Linked DNA regions of Homo sapiens: region 1 is linked to region 2. A link is a loop called in an ENCODE intact Hi-C map of the cell type or tissue named here. Cell type or tissue: Caco-2. All regions are shown on one strand. Each heading gives the region's core, and the rest is flanking DNA. Links, peaks and the distances in the headings are about the cores only. Region 1 has its middle 27 kb from the start of MUSK. Region 2 has its middle 110 kb from the start of LPAR1.

Region 1 (5,393 bases), core at 252-5,251, 510 kb after region 2:
AGAAAGCATCAAGAGATTTGACTTTACAAATATTAAGATATTTTGTATTATAAAAACATCGTTAAGAAGCAAACAACAAATAATTGGAATTCAGGGGCTCAATAAATAAGACACCTCTACTCTGGTCAACTTCTGAACCAAATGAACAATAAAGAAGATGAGTCAATAGGATAGAGGCCAAAATATCATCTTTATCATTATTAAACTGAGGTTGTAGAATGTTGCTGGACAGTGGTGGGCAGGTGAATTTACTAACATGGGTCCCCTAAGTTAGGCAGATATATCCATCCATGCACAGGCAGTCTTAGAGTGACTCAGGCCTTCCCTTATGGTGTCTGCCTCTGATGAACTTACAGTGTAAAAGAGCAAAAAACAACTTATGCCTCTTGTCTCACTGTGGGGAAGTTTGCTGCCAAAGAAAAAACTTGAAAAGGGGGTCAGGCTATATATGCCCAAGATTGTGCTCCCAAACTCATCAATTGGATTACAATGCTTCTTCTCCCTTTGAAAGAAATGGGTTAAAAAATAACCAGGAATCTTACACAAATAGAGTTCACACATAAACATGAGAAATAAGGTAGAACTATTATTTGCCAAACAGAATTTAAGGGTACGTATTGGTTAGGGATTTGAACTGGCTACTACATATAGTGCACAAGAGCTTATATAAGGGGAAAAAAAGAGAAATTCCAATAGGAAATAGAGCAAAGGATACAAAAATTCACAGAATTACAAATACCTAATAAAATATGAACATTCTGAAATTCATCTATTCAAAGAAATACAAATAATAAACATCAGTGTTTTATATATATGAAGTTTCTTACAGTTATTTATTCCACCTTGAGAGATGAAGAGAAAAAAGCAGGAACAATTTGCTAATATACAGCTAGTATTGTGATAAGTCAAAGTAACTGTGTACTGATCAGCTCCTGATGACTATAAGAGTGTCTTAATTTCTAATGTTATTAAGCTTTACTTTATCAAGGAAGTTAAATCAAATGTACTAACCATTAAGAATTTGCTCTGTTTCAAGTTAGCAAATAGTAAGAGAATGTTAGTCAATGAAGAGCAGTGAATATACCATGCCTCTAACCCAAGCTCTAACTTACTTTGTTCCAGTCTATGTGGTAGGTAGATGGTGTAAGAATATGACAGTTGCTCAGAACTAGAAAGACAGACAATATAGGGGCACAGTAGTGTGCAGGGGCGATAGACAGTGGGGATGGTATGGTTGAGGGGTTGGTGCCATTAAGATGTAGACATAGTCTATTCAGATACTGTAGTTAAATAGAACATGACTCCTTGCCTCCTTCACTAGCCACATTTATTCCAGGGAGAAAGCCCTGACTTGAATTTCTGTGGATGACACAGGTGCTAAATGGAATAAAATATAATGTCTTTAAAATGGAAAAGTTATATTTTTTGAGGATAAGTATTGCTATTGATGACATAGTGAGACTGGTACTCTCATTCACAGATGAAGATTGTGCAAATTAGTTAAAAATTTTTATCAAAAGCTTCATAAAGACAATACCTTTACACCAACTAGTCCCACATTCAGTACTCTATCCAACACAGAACTGTAAAAGAGATTTACATCTATGTTAGACATCACAGCCAAAAAAAAAAAAGCTGAAATAATCATGTTTTTTGAATTTAAGAATATAAATTTTGATCCATTTTATTATTATTATTATTGTTATTATTTTGAGACAGGGTCTCACTCTGTCGCCAAGGCTGGACTGCAGTGGCGTGATCTCCGCTCACTGCAACCTCCACCTCCCAGGTTCAAGCAATTCTCATGCCTCAGCCTCCCAAGTAGCTAGGACTACAGGAGCACACCACCACGCCCAGCTAATCTGTATATTTTTTAGTAGAGACAGGGTTTCACCATGTTGGACAGGCTGATCTCGAACTCCTGACCTCAAAGTGATCAGCCTTCCTTGGCCTCCCAAAGTGCCATTATTGTTTTTAAAGTATAAGAATAAAATGTGCCTATATAGTATGGTTTGTACACATGCATATATGTAGAGAGAGAATACACTGAAATCTTTAGAATTTTCTCTCAGAGGTAGAAGAGCAGATAAATTTTAAATATTTTAGTATTTTAATTTTATATTTATATAAAAAGTTTCTACATTTTATATAAAATATATTTTTATATTCTTATTTTGTAATTGAATTTTCTGATTCCCCAAATTATTCACTATGATTATGCATTACTTTCAACTATACACATACATATATATAAAATTTATAAATAAACATTTACAGACAGTTTTTACATCTGTGCCCAGTTTTGCAGTTATGCTTACAACACTTTAGTCAACTTTACACATTATTCCTGCACTCATCAGTTCTTACATGTCACAAAACTATCTTGACTCGCGAATATTTTTTTTGAGATGGAGTCTCGCTCCATCGCCCAGGCTGGAGTGCAGAGGCGCCATCTGGGCTCACTACAACCTCTGCCTCCCGGGTTCAAGCAATTCTTCTGCCTCAGCTTCCCAGATAGCTGGGATTACAGGTGCCCATCACCACGCCCGGGTAATTTTTTGTATTTTTAGTAGAGACAGGGTTTCACCATGTTGGCCAGGCTGGTCTCAAACTCCTGACCTCAAGTGATCTACCCACCTCAGCCTCTCAAAGTGCTGGGATTACAGGCATGAGCCACTGTACCTGGCCTTGACTTGTAAATTTTGATTCATTTTTCTATTGAGTAAAATATTTTTCTTTCTTTTTCAGAAAGGGTACGTAGTAGCTGTTTTCTAAGGCTTTGTGTACGAAAAATTGTCTCCTAAAGACTCCACTTGTAAAAGGCAATAGATCGAATATAGTCTTTTCGTACTATTGACGGACATTCAATATTGCATGAGTTTGAAGCAAATCTAATTTTTGTACTATTGAAAGTCACCTTTTTAATTTTGTTTTTGCCTGGTTACTCCTACAGTGTTTCATTATCAAAATCGGAAAAACTTTGGTTCCATTTCTCACCAATTTTAGCCATTAAGACAGAGGCTTGTTTTAATTTGAAGGTCAGTGTCACCTGGAATAAGGGAATTCTGTGGTCACCCCTGGTGACTGCACCAAGGCTATGTATGCTGTCCCTCAGATCACACAAAGCTCAGGGTACTTGGCAGAGCTAGGGCTGTGACTCTGCAAGTAAAATTATAGATATTTGCTCTGACTAATTTAGTAATCATCCATGAAAAACGATGATGTGTAACCCATGAGTGGATCTTTCTAAATCCTACATTAGCTTTTCTCTGAGCCCCGTTAAGTTTTCATCATTTGAAGTTTGGCTTCAGTCAAAGGACCAACTGACTCAAAATAAGGATAACTGGATTTCAGCTATCATAGAGCATTGCAGCCCAGGAATGAATTATGGCTGTGCAAATCAATCCCTTGATGTCATGAAGGTAATTCTTGCCAAATTACATCAACTTTGCCCCCTCGACACAGCTTCTCTGTCTTGGTAGAGGAATACTGTCTATTCTCTAGACCATACCAGAGGCAAAAGTAGGACTATTTGTCAAGGAATATGCAAAATTTTCTGCTTTCAACTCCATCACTCCATGTAGCGTCAGGCATTCTGCACAGTCTATCATATACATTGCAAGTCTCCAGGGTAAGTGAGTGGGTTGGGGGTTGCACTTGAATTCACAACTGAATCTCTTCTCCTACCCCCACAGCTGCTGTTATCTTACTTTCTTGCAACAGCCTCTTCAATGAGACATCCTGTCAAACCTCAGCTGTAAGAGCCTCTCATCACTGTCACTTCTTCTATTGTTCTCTGTAATAATGTCACCAGGCCTGCCAAAAGGACTGTCTTCTAATACTCCTGAAGCTGTCAAAACAACTTCCACTGCAGATGTCTAGGTACTCCCACTGGGCACCCAGCCACAGGTGACAATCAATGCTATGTTAAGTCATTTTACAGAGTTCTAGGTAAAATCAGCACTTGAAGTTTTTATTTGCAGGCCTCTCTCTCTCTCTAACATAGTTGTGGAAATAAAACCACAAGCTGTAAGATGTTTTTACTGTGTGGGTTTGAAGCCTGGCTATATTACCTTGGGAAAGTAATTTAATCTCTTTCCTCCTTTCTAAAATGTTATAATAATAATAATACGTACCTCGTGTAGATGTTTTGATGAGTGAGTACACCTATCCCTTGCTTAAAGAGTTTAAATTATTCCAAAAACTTTGTCATTAATCGAATGGCCAAAATTTTTGAAAATCCACCAATTTAAATTGGAACTATTCTAGTCCAGTTAGGCAGCTTCCTAAATACTGAGCACATAAAGATATTCCGCATTCTTCTTTACAACATTTATACTATGGAATTCAGATCTCATTAATTCATCATATGTAATGCTGTCACAGACTGTGGTTAGGCTACAGTTTGAAGGAAGCCATTGAAAAACGGTAAGAAATATTTTTAGGAAAACTTTTAATGCTACTGAAAAGATCAAATGTTTCAATCACTTTAGAAGCATATATCAATTGATATACTAATAAATATATCAGTTGTACTCAGTTGTCAATGAGTACATTGACAAACTAATTAGAAAGTATACTAAGTATAATTTGAGTTAAGAAAAGTAAAACTTAAAATGAGGCAAAGGGCTTTTTAAAATCAAAATGAAAAAATCACACTAAAATATGAGTTATAAGCTTTAATTCATTGAATAATATAATGGTAAAATATGTAAAGAAAAAGCAAATGTTAATGAAAAGAAATACAATTGTCAGAGATTTTGATATCTCTTCTCCATGAGAAATCAAGTGGTTAAAAAAATATGTAACATTGGCTGGGTGCCGTGGCTCATGCCTGTAATCCCAGCACTTTGGGAGGCCAAAGTGGGTGCATCACCTCAGGTCAGGAGTTTGAGACCAGCCTGACCAACATGGTGAAACCCCGTCTCTACTAAAAATACAAAAAATAGCCAGGCGTGGTGGCACATGCCTGTAATCCCAGTAATCCCAGCTACTTGGGAAGCGGAGGCACGAGAACCGCTTGAACCCAGGAGGCGGCGGTTGCAGTGAGCTGAGATCATGCCACTGTACCCCACCCTGGCTAACAGAGTGAGACTCCATCTCAAAAAAAAAGAAAAACAACAACAACAAAAAGCACATAACATTATATAGAGAATCTGAGAAATATAAGAAAGTTATAATATTTGAATTCTATATCATACAAATATAGACTAATCCTTTTCATGGTCCCTGAGAAACAGTTATTAAAATTTATCATAAAAAAACACTCAAAGAAAAATTCAATAAACTTAAAAAAAGACATATTTTTTTCTAAAGTAAAATAACACTCTCCTAAATAACACTTGGGTTAGCAACATTAGCTTATTTAGAATAGCCTTAATTGCAATGATGAC
Region 2 (5,393 bases), core at 188-5,187:
CCTATGTGTAAGTATTTTAAATGTTAAAAAAATTTTAGGATAAGAACTATATTTTGTTTTGCTAATAAGCAGAAAAACAGAGACTTAGAGAAGCAGAGCTAGGATTCGAATCAAGTATATATGACTCCAAAGCCCAGACTCCTATTCATTAGAGCACAGTACTTTAATAAGTTCACATCTGTGAGTCCTTTTCAGAGTCATTAAACTCTGTTTAGCTCTCAGCATTTTGTATATTTTGGCTTGTTTTCTTTTAAATACCATATGGCTTTTTAAGAATGGAGATATAATCTTACAACTAATCACTATCCTAAGAAAATTAATAAATTTTGCTGAGCTGATAGTAAGAGTAACTGATAGTAAAAGTGACAGTAATTGGAAACATTTGTAAGATATTTCACATTTCGCAAACTGTTTTTCACATGTCCACATTTGCAACATATTGTGAAACAAAAATATAGTTTACGAAACAACATGTATTGCTGATGCTAATAAGTTTTCCAAAATTCATACAATGGTGAGGTTATAGGTAATTTTTAATTTTTATAATTTTTCTTTATTTAAAAACTGTAGACTTACGTATCCTTTTAATAATAATTACATTTAATCTTTTATAAATTTTTACGGCATCCTAAAGAGATTGAAGGTAAACACCAGACTTAACATTTTTAAAAAGTTAAATATATTTTTATGTATAGAACTTCTGTGATTTTATCAGGAACACATTAGATGCCTGTAGTTGAATGGCCAAAATTTATGACATTCATTTCTCATAGCAATCTGAAGTAGATACGATAGTTATTTTTTTTTTTTTTACGAATGAAGAAACTACAATTTAGAGATGTTTGAATGATTTTTCCCAAACTCAGACAATTAATAATTTATGAAGCCAGAACTAGAAGAAACATTTTCTAAATATGAACAAGCAGCTGTAGACTCTTAACCCCATTATTATTCCATATTGAGGGCCAAACATAACCAAATAAAGCAGCTACGGTCCCCTGCAACCAGGAAAATGAGGAGAAAATGCCCTGGAGAAAATGAAGTCAGAACTTGGAAAATCAAGTGGTGATGGGATCCCCGTAGGTTGCTATCTGCTGATGGGTGTGCCCTTTCACAGTGGAGCCAGGGGTGTCAGGACACCCTGAAAATCCAGGGGTGTGGTACTCATGGAAAGAACAACTCTAGCTGGCCTCTGGCCTCCCATGCCGCAGGGCCAATTCTTGCTGGGTGTGCTCCAAATTACCCCAAAAGGTGACAGCAACAACTGTGCTAGTGTGTCAGCCTTGGAGCCAGGCTTTCTCCTGACTCACATAAACATGGCCCAAATGTGCAGCTCTAGAGCCAAGCCTCTGTTCCCTACTCAAAAATTCTGGATAAACTAGTTAGTTCTTTCAAATCCAGTTGCTTAAAATGACTTACCTTGCTTTACATATGTTCATTTCTCTCCTGCGTCTAGGTAACAGCTCTCCTATGAAGCAGTCATTCTAGAGCACTTGTTAAAAACTCCTGTTCTAGAGTGGCACTAGGGGGAGTCAGGCTGGTTCCTGAGCTTGCTCAGGTTCTGCTGTGATGTGTTGGACAACCAGATGGGCCTAGGTCTCATCTTCACTAATATCCAGAGAACTTTGCAATTGGAAAATAAATCCAAATACCCCAAGTGATGTAGGTTGAGATGTACCAGTGTGGGATCCGGGATGTGAACTAGGGAAGTATTAAATTCTAAGTCAGTGCTGGTAGTGGATATGGAGAGGTTAAGCTTCCTTGTGAAATACTAGATTCTGGGGATGAGAAGGGGAGCAGATAGAACCCAGGAAATTTTGGTTGAAATATTAAGATGGTCACAAGACAGAGTTGGAATTACAAAACAAGAGAGGCAGAAGGAAGTGAAAAACTGAGTGGTATTTAGCAAGTAAATGGTATTTAGTGTCTTGTTAAGTGTGCAGAAAAATGTGAGTATGCTTGTAGTGTTTGTTTGTTTAATTTTTTGCTTTGATTTTAGGCCGTTTAGCATCCATTCCAGTTTCTTTTGGTAATAGCATCTGAATTTCCATTTGGAAATGATCTTTCTCCATCGTATACAGTCTAATGGGCAAGGAAGGCCAGTTGGAAATTATCTGTCTGAAATTTAGATTATGAGCAGAATGATGAAAGTCTGTTAATTATTGGCGTTCTTTCATGACCGCATCACTCCCTGGGGCAATGCTACACTTCCTGCCACTACACTCTCTGGAGCAGTCTAGTTTCTGTATGTTCTGTGCCTCGTTTCCTTCAATCCTGTGAGTCCTGTGAGCTCCCCTACATCTTTCCCATAAATTCCCCATTTGCTTAAGTTAGAGTCAGTTTCTGATCACAACCAAAGAATCTTCACGAATACTCTCATACTCCAGATTAGGTAAAGTAATTGAAGGTGAACCTTGTGATGTTCACAGTGTTAGCAGTATACCGAAACAACATAGCCTGTTCTGTTTTTGAGAGAATGAAGCTGTAACGCCAAATATTTAAAACGGTCAGGAGTGGAGGAGGTCACTGGAGGCTAATATAGCAATGTAATATAGTTACTGCCTAATTTATTTAGAGTTCGGCCTGAGGATGTGAGTTGATTTCTTTTTCCCTCCAGCATTTTATTATCCAAAATTTTCAAACATATGACTAAGTTGAACAAATACTATGATGACCACCCCCTATGCCCATTATCTACATTGTATTATTAAAATTTTACTATGCTTGTGTTGTCACATATCTATCCATCTAACAGTCTTTCTATCCACCTAACAGTCTTACTAGCCATCCTCTTTTTGTTTATGCAATTCAAAGAAAATTGCAGACCTTAATATACTAACGTTACTATTTTGTATCATGAGTATCATCAAGAGTTAAATATTCGTTTATAATTTTTTTCTTTTGATGTAAAATGTACATACAAAGAAATGCACGAATCTTCATGTTAATTTCCTCAGTTTTAACAAATGCATCCATTGGTGTAGCCCAAACCCCTATTAAGATATAGAACATGGCTGAGTGCAATGGCTCATGCCTGTAATCCCAGCACTTTGGGAGGCTAAGGTGGGCGGGTCACAGGGTCAGGAGATCAAGACTATCCTGGCTAACATGGTGAAACCCCGCCTCTACTAAAAATACAAAAAATTAGCCGAGTGTGGTGGCCCGTGCCTGTAGTTCCAGCTACCTGGGAGGCTGAGGCAGGAGAATCGCTTGAACCCGGGAGGCGGAGGTTGCAGTGAGCCGAGATTGCACCACTGCACTCCAGCCTGGGCAACAGAGCAAGACTCTGCTTCTAAAGAGATAAATAAATAAATTAATTAAAATAAAATAAAATAAAAATAATAAATAAGATATAGAACATGACTTTTGCCCAGAAAGTTTCTTTTGCTCTTTCCTAGACAATGTTTCTTCCTCCCCCAAGGTTAACCACTGTGATTTTTTTCCAAGGGAGCTTACTTCCTGTAATGGGGAAACAAGTGAGCCGACACGACAGCTGCCTGGGCCTCTAGTCATGGGGGTGCTGAAGCATTATTGGGATTGTAACTGATGGACAAAATCTTAATTAGCACTACTGTCAGGGAGAGTTCTGTAGGTGGCTGGAGGGTGTTTGCTTAGATAAGCACTCTGGATGGATGGAATTGTCTTCTAGGAAGCGTGCTTGAGTCATAGTTGATGGGTCTCTGGTCCAGGGACAGTGCAGAAGAGGCTGAAAATTGTGACCCTGGTCCTCCCGGTACAGCAGCACTTAGCCTCGTTTTTAAGTAAAGGTCACACACAGACCTAATAATCTCTATTTGAAGGGACACAAATGATTAGCCTACCTTTAGTATCAAATTACTGGCCCATAAAGATCCCCAGATGTCTCTGGGCATGAAGTGAAATCAAAACGTGGCAATTTTGTTCATGTCACTTTAATTACTAACAGGGAGACAACACACCAGGTCTTAACTCATCCATTTGCTACAGAAGGCTTAACTGAGAAGACTGGAAATGGGGAGGAAGAAAGGGTGGAGTTATAAATTCACAGATGGTAGACTCTGGACATTGGAAAGGGATGGGCTGGAATCTGAGGAAGACAGAATATTCTCCCCTTTCTCTGTTCCTTTTTTCCCAGGGAAGGTCCAGGAGGGTCTGTGGTTATCATGAATTGGTGAAATTTCAGATTCTGATATTTTCTCTCGCTTTCTTTGCTACTATTTTCTGCCACAGGTCACAGGATGACCAGACCACTTCACATAATTCTATTTTAAGCTTGCCCTGTATGGACAGGCAGGCTCCTTAGTTTTTTCAAAGGGTGATCTTTACCTGGAAATAAAAATGTATGCAGTTGCTCAGTATTAGGGCACTGCCCTTTTTCTTCTGGAGGTTTATCATTCATGTATCCCACAAGACTATTCTCTTTTTGGTATTCCTCCTTAAAAACATTCACATGGCTGAATCAACATGATATGTAGGTCTCGGGATTCTGAGCTCTTTAGAAACACCTGTTGGGAGGGCTGAAAATGGGACTCTGTGGCTACCTGGCTGCCACATATCCCTAATTACCTTGAGGATTTTAGTTTATGGCCCAAAAAACCGTGGGTGCAAATAAGAGACTTCATCTATATTTTCACACATAATTTTTCTTATGAAAGTAAATTCACCCTACCAAAAAAAGTAGAAAAATTCATAACCTGTCACCGTAACAACTGTCATTAGCATTTTATGTTAGCTCTCCATATGTTTTATAAATTTGACATAAGCTTATTACCTCTGTATATTTTACATTGTTTTTACATCTATTCAATCAAGAATTTTCCCAGGTTGCATCTTTAAAATCATGATTTTTCTAAGAGTTCCGAAATATGTCGCTCAGCTAACATGTGATGGGATGTTTAACTGTTTCCTATTCCTGGGCATTTTAGGTTATCTGCATTTTCTGCTGGTATAAATTGCACTGTGATGGACACTTTTTTTTCACATAACATTTCCATGTGTTGGCACTTGTGTACAAGTATGAAAGGCAACTGCTGCTAGGAGCTATTACTGTTTGCTAAGGAAGATGTAAGCCCTACCCTCAACCTACATAAGAATAATAGTGAAGAGTGCATAGTAAAGAACAATTAATGAAGGCTAAGTAATAAATAGATAGTGAAGATAGTAGAATGTCCCACTGGTGCAGTGGTGGGCTCCTCTCCATTCTATCAGGAACCCTGAGCCATGGGAGTGTGTTTTGCAGAGAACATACTATTGTCCTCATGCTTTTTAATATTGTAAATTATTAAATACTTTTAATTGCTTAGAACATTATTGGCTATTTTGCACTCATGTTGCTGCCTGTTTTGCTCATCTCTTCAAGTTTTTATGTGATTCCAAAACTTTTATACTGTGTTAATGGTTTAAATAACATGTTT

Evidence for each region. Hi-C counts contacts between places; a loop is a spot of excess contacts. Peaks named below come from ENCODE experiments on the same cell type or tissue, not always from the same donor. Only the 100,000 strongest peaks of a DNase experiment are listed, where the experiment ranks them.
Region 1: a loop joins it to region 2, with 4 times the contacts of the local background. A loop is called at or near these places in 6 of 110 quality-filtered maps.

What each region holds. Positions count from the first base shown.
Region 1 is chr9:110,639,338-110,644,730 of GRCh38, reverse strand. No RefSeq gene overlaps it. Among named protein-coding and RNA genes, the nearest start is that of MUSK, 27 kb to the left of the region's middle. In Caco-2, for the core only: no CTCF peak of the experiment used is centred there; no DNase peak of the experiment used is centred there.
Region 2 is chr9:111,145,321-111,150,713 of GRCh38, reverse strand. No RefSeq gene overlaps it. Among named protein-coding and RNA genes, the nearest start is that of LPAR1, 110 kb to the right of the region's middle. In Caco-2, for the core only: no CTCF peak of the experiment used is centred there; no DNase peak of the experiment used is centred there.